2 separate regions of the Homo sapiens genome follow, and region 1 is linked to region 2. A link is an interaction called in ENCODE POLR2A ChIA-PET data of the cell type or tissue named here. Cell type or tissue: PC-9. All regions are shown on one strand. Each heading gives the region's core, and the rest is flanking DNA. Links, peaks and the distances in the headings are about the cores only. Region 1 overlaps LOC105371777 (a long non-coding RNA gene). Region 2 holds the start of KRTAP4-6 (keratin associated protein 4-6).

Evidence for each region. ChIA-PET counts read pairs that join two places held together with the same protein. Peaks named below come from ENCODE experiments on the same cell type or tissue, not always from the same donor. Only the 100,000 strongest peaks of a DNase experiment are listed, where the experiment ranks them.
Region 1: POLR2A ChIA-PET joins it to region 2 with 9 read pairs; 3 of 35 experiments call an interaction of 5 or more read pairs at or near these places.

What each region holds. Positions count from the first base shown.
Region 1 is chr17:40,895,615-40,898,530 of GRCh38, reverse strand. The region is part of intron 1 of LOC105371777 (a long non-coding RNA gene); the gene reads right to left. Among named protein-coding and RNA genes, the nearest start is that of KRT20, 12 kb to the right of the region's middle. In PC-9, for the core only: no CTCF peak of the experiment used is centred there; no DNase peak of the experiment used is centred there.
Region 2 is chr17:41,139,537-41,142,452 of GRCh38, reverse strand. KRTAP4-6 (keratin associated protein 4-6) reads left to right here and starts at 1,909. Exons shown (of 1, transcript NM_030976.2): 1 at 1,909-2,916. The coding sequence starts at 1,966. The coding sequence ends at 2,583. RefSeq lists an enhancer at 2,265-2,777. In PC-9, for the core only: no CTCF peak of the experiment used is centred there; a DNase peak (open chromatin) is centred at 1,502; H3K27ac peaks cover 2,427 bases.

The sequences.
Region 1 (2,916 bases), core at 177-2,676, 240 kb after region 2:
AACACCAATGCTTTAAAATAACACACAAACTACTGTCACCAAACCAAACCAGGTCCGTTTGCCCTCAGGCAAAGTTAAGTCAAGCACCAAAGCACTGGGTTTTGGCAGTGAGAAAGGTTTATTGTGAGTAGACTGACAAGGAAACTGAAGGAAATGCTCAAATCTGTCTCCCTGAGCTTGAGGCTAGGTCAGGTTTCATAACCATAGGGTAATGAGGATGATCTGATCCTGCAATGAGGTGATGCTGGGAGGCATGATCTGACTGGACCCTGCCATGGGGTGTCCGCTTCTTAATTCAGTCCCCACTCCTTAGTCCAAGCACTTAGGTTCCTGCACACTTGGTTCATCTGGGCATGCTCAGGGGGTCCATGGAACTGAAAAACAACTCACAACAACTCACAACTCTGTAACATAAAAGTTGAACCAGATCAGTCTGATGACGTTATGCTACTTACTAAGTCCATGTTGATAAAACTGAAAAAATACGACCTTTAAAATCTTTCTTGTAGTTCTACCAAAAGAGATTTCATTCACATTTCCACATCAAAAATGTTGGTTGGATAATTTCTGGGATACTAAGAAATAAAAAGGCAAAGACAAAATGATCATAATCATTATAACAAACCTCAGTCTTTTTTCTTTTTTTTTTGAGACAGAATTTCGCTCTTCTTGCCCAGGCTGGAGTGCACTGGCGCAATCTTGGCTCACTGCAACCTCTGCCTCCCAAGTTCAAGCGATTCTCCTGCCTCAGCCTCCTGAGTAGCTGGGGTTACAGATGCCCACCATCACACCGAGATAATTTTTGTATTTTTAGTAGAGACCGGGTTTCGCCATGTTGGCCAGGCTGGTCTTGAACTCCTGACCTCAGGTGATTCACCCACCTCAGCCTCCCAAAGTGCTGGGATTACAGGCATGAGCCACTGTGCCAGGCCCAGATCAGTCATTTTAATACGAGATTGTGACCAGCCAGAATAACTGGTTTCCATTTTTGCTCTTCGATTGATTGATCATTGTATCTAGGGTCAAATTTGCTGTATAGTTTTTCAGTTTTAACAATGCTAAGGCCCTATGTCAGTGTAATCAAGGGAAAGAATCTAAATTAGATATTAAAAACCTGAATCCAAATTCTGGTTGAATGCCATACTTATTACGATCAATAAACATAAATGGTGGCTCAACACACACTGTAGTAAATAATGTGCTTTTAAAAAGCCACCAGATAAATCTCTAATACAGCCTCCAATGACTTAGGAACAAAATGAGTCCTGCTGTAGGGAAGAAAGTGAATTATTGGTATAGATCAAATTGCCTAGAAACATCGTGTGTCAACATTAATGTCAGTTCCTTGGAACAAATATATTGCTCCTTAATTACTCCATGCTTTCAGATGATAGCTCATTTCACAGAGATGCATTTATTTTGAAAAAGTATACATAGCTACCAGCCTGTACACTCTGTCAACATAAGGGTTGGCCATAAAAACCTGTTATATTTTACTCTGGGCAGCAATTATTTAATATCCCTCAACATATGTGTCAAACGCATAAGAAATTGCTCCAGGCTTTTCCACATTTTCATTGCTTAAAAAAGTAGAAAACGCCAAACAATGAGGCCTTCATAGAACCTGAGGCATCAAAAATATTAGCTGCATTGTGAAAGCCAAATAGGAGCAACTTATTCTTAAAAAAGAATACAATTAATAAACCACATCTCCATTGACACCTAGTAAGTCCCCAGCAAGGTGTAAAGCCCCGGATTTATAAGGCTACGAAACATATTACAGGAATAAAACCCTAAACCACAAAAAGGTGTACTGTCTACAACGGTTGTGGTCACTAGGGAACCCTGTTTCAACGCTGATGCTTCTCTGCCTTCCCTTTTCTAAATCAGGTTAAATGGGGCTCCTCACAGTGGAGCTGTTCCTCCTGACCCTCTGACACCCCAAACTGGACTATCCCCGGACTGATTACCTTATCACATGCTATTTTCCAACTACGCAATGAACATATCACCTGGCCCCCTAAGCCTGCAGATTGACCTGACTCATGCAATTATTTTTGTTGATTTTTTAGAGACAGATTCTTGCTCTGTTCCCCAGACTGGAGTTCAGTGACACAGTCACCACTCACTGCAGCCTCGACCTTCTGGGCTCAAGCAATCCTCCCACTTCAGCCTCCAAAGTAGCTGGAACTACAAGTGCGTGCCACCGCACCCTGCTATTTTTTTTTTTTTTTAATGTTTTGTAGAGAAGGAGTCTCACTATGTTTACAGGGCTGGTCTTGAACTGGATTCAAGCAATCCTCCCACCTCGGCTTACAGGCGTGAACCACTGCGCCCAGCCTGCAATTATTTATCTTCAGAGTTCCCTGGGGTCCGGCAGAAGAAGTACTAACAAGGGCCCATAGGAAAGGAGCAAGCAAGAATCCCTGGGAAGTGCTGTGAAAAATCAGGAGGAAGTGAGGCTGAAAGCCGAAGAAACCGGGGAAGGCTTCCTAGCAGGGTGGCTTTCAGATGTTTTCTCACTGTTCTGCTCCCACATCCCACAGACCCTCATCTTCCTTACCAACCACGTTAAAATGTGAGCGGTCTTTATTTGGAGTTCTCTGACTCTTTCAGAGTTAAGACACGAAGAGATGGAATGAATGTGACCTTTATAGCCTCCTTTCCTCCCTTCTCTACTCAGTGGTTCCTTTCCAGCCCACCTCTGCTCATTTCCCTGCCTCAGGGCCTTTCACATGCCGGTGCTTCCCATCCAAGCCCAGATCACACCTCCAGGAAAGGTCTGGGGGTGAGTAAGTGCCCTGCTCTTCCCCACCTGCTCTAGGACTCCAGATCCTAGGGAGAGGTTGCACATCTTGCTCTGAAAGCCACCCCTCTAGAAAGCCTTCCTGGCTTCTTCAGCTTTCAGCCTCACCT
Region 2 (2,916 bases), core at 320-2,819:
ATGTCCACGGCACTAAAGAAGACCCTTTATTTAGAACCATGATCATGTGAGGATTTTATTTAAAAACTCTTTATGGGCCGGGCACAGTGGCTCTCTCCTATAATCCCAGCACTTTGGGAGGCCAAGGTGGGTGGATCACCTGAGGTCAGGAGTTTGAAATCAGCCTGGACAACATGGTGAAACCCCATCTCTACTAAAAATACAAAATTAGACGGGCGTGGTGACACATGGCTGTAATCCCAGCTACTTGGGAGGCTGAGGCGGAAGAATTACTTGAACCTGGAAAGCAGAGGTTGCAGTGAGCTGAGATGGTGCCACTGCACTCCAGCCTGGGCAATAAGAGTGAAACTCCATCTCAAAAAATAAATACATAAATAAATAAAATAAAAACTTGTTATGAATGCAATTTCTGTGTAAATGTAACTGGACCCAGGTTCAGCTGCTTGCTGCTGGAAAGCCAACACATAAGAGGCAAGGGCTGGTGAAAGGAAAGTTAGTTCTAGTTGGAGAGCCAGTAAACCAGAGGATAACCTTGCTTTGTGTGAGGCCAAGAAAGATATTGGAGAAAAATGGCATTTGAACTAACTGGTAATGAATAACTAGAAGAATGCTAAGTGAAGGAAATAAAAACATTTCACCCCAAGATATATCTCACTGACATCCTTTAGCTAGTGAACTAGCATTCTAAAGTGCCATCTTAAATTTTAAAATTTGCCATAGGGTTTTGAAAGGGAAACTTGGCATGGGAGACATGCAGGGGTGGTGCAGGGTGCTGAGTCTGCATGTCTTGTTCCAATGGCTATCTTGGGTGTCCAGAGGTTTGGGAGGCATTATTTTGACTTCAGCCCAATGGTGGTGGATTAATTGTTCAAGATTCCCCCTAAGTGAGAGGATTCCTCAGGGCTCTGTGCCTGGTTTGTTTCAAGATTAGCCTCTGGAATTTCTTAAGCAAGAATATAATTAGATAAGATATTAGATAGTATTGCCAGAAGGGAGTGTGCAGAGGGAAGGAATGAAGAGGTGAGAGGGGAGGAAAGGAAGAGAAAGTGGGTGATTTTTAAAATTGAGGTCCACAGTTACATAAGTACCTGTAAGTTAAAGAATATATCTTTTATATTCCTCTCAATGCTTCTTAAAAAATCTTAGAAATAAGTGATACTAAAAAAAAACCCTGCTAGATGTTTTAGCTCAAAATGTATGAAAAAGATTTTAACAAAATGTCAATAAAGCATAACCATTACACATTTGATATTTCAAAAGGCAGATCAAAAACTATGATCCACATTACTCTACTTCAGCCTGTAGGACACTTTTGAAGACAGACGCAGCTCAAGCCCAGATGATGCTTTGTTCCTTAGAAACAGTGAGTCACTACTAACTGTTTCAAGGTGCACCAGAGTGATGAGAATTAACACAGCTTGCAATGACCTAGGAATTTAGTTAGCTCAATGGCCACCCAGAATACATACAATGAATCATAAGCTTCCTTATTTCTCACACTCAAAAACAGGAGCATATTTTCTTTTTTTCCTGTCAGCATTCCAGCTGATTGACACATGCATTTCTCCACTAGAGATCTTAGCCCAATCAGAAGCTCTCCCAAAACGATATCATGATGAGAAACAGACAAGTGACAGTGGCCCTCCCATGTCACATGATACCCAGAGACTGAAGTCATGTGACACTGAAACCAAGGAAAGGAAAACAAGAGGTGACTCATGTGGGAACACCAGGGTGAGAAAAGGGAAATAATCATTTTCTATATATTGGGATTTTTTACTAGAAAAACACAATATAATTTAGTAATTGCATTTGTGTCATATAAACAAAAACAAGGAAACAATCTTCTCATAATCACAAAGGCTCCTCAGCTGGGTATAAAAGGGGACATGCAGCAAGGAGACTCCCAAACTCACGAAACTCACTCTCTTGGAAACCCACCCAGAACCTTTACCCTCTGACACCATGGTCAGCTCCTGTTGTGGTTCCGTCTGCTCTGACCAGGGCTGTGGCCTGGAGACCTGCTGCCGCCCCAGCTGCTGTCAGACCACCTGCTGCAGGACCACCTGCTGCCGCCCCAGCTGCTGTGTGTCCAGCTGCTGCAGACCCCAGTGCTGCCAGTCTGTGTGCTGCCAGCCCACCTGCTGCCGTCCCAGCTGCTGTCCCAGCTGCTGTCAGACCACCTGCTGCAGGACCACCTGCTGCCGCCCTAGCTGCTGTGTATCCAGCTGCTGCAGACCCCAGTGCTGCCAGTCTGTGTGCTGCCAGCCCACTTGCTGCCGTCCCAGCTGCAGCATCTCCAGCTGCTGTCGCCCCAGCTGCTGTGTGTCCAGGTGCTGCAGGTCCCAGTGCTGCCAGTCTGTGTGCTGCCAGCCAACCTGCTGCCGTCCCAGCTGCTGCATCTCCAGCTGCTGCCGCCCCTCTTGCTGTGAATCCAGCTGCTGCCGCCCGTGCTGCTGCCGCCCCTGCTGCTGCCTGCGTCCAGTCTGTGGCCGAGTCTCCTGCCACACCACTTGCTATCGCCCAACCTGTGTCATTTCCACCTGCCCCCGTCCCTTGTGCTGTGCCTCCTCTTGCTGCTGAGCTCCTTGCCTGAAACTATCTCCTCCCCTTCAGCTCACTCCTCACAGAAGCAGACCTTGTGCATCTCATAAACAACTCAGAAGAGGCCATTCCCACCAACTGTGTTTCCATATCCTGGACATATATCTAGGATATATGTCCTGGCTATACATCTAGAATATATGTTCCCCATGTTGACCCAAGTGTGAAATTAGATATTATTTACAGAAAGAAATTAATAGAATTTACCAAATTTTATACCTTATATTTGTATTTATGGATACCAAGTTCTTCTGTCCCAAACATGGAAATTCTTGCAGGGTAACTCGGGGCAAGGTTGTCTCACTCTCAGAT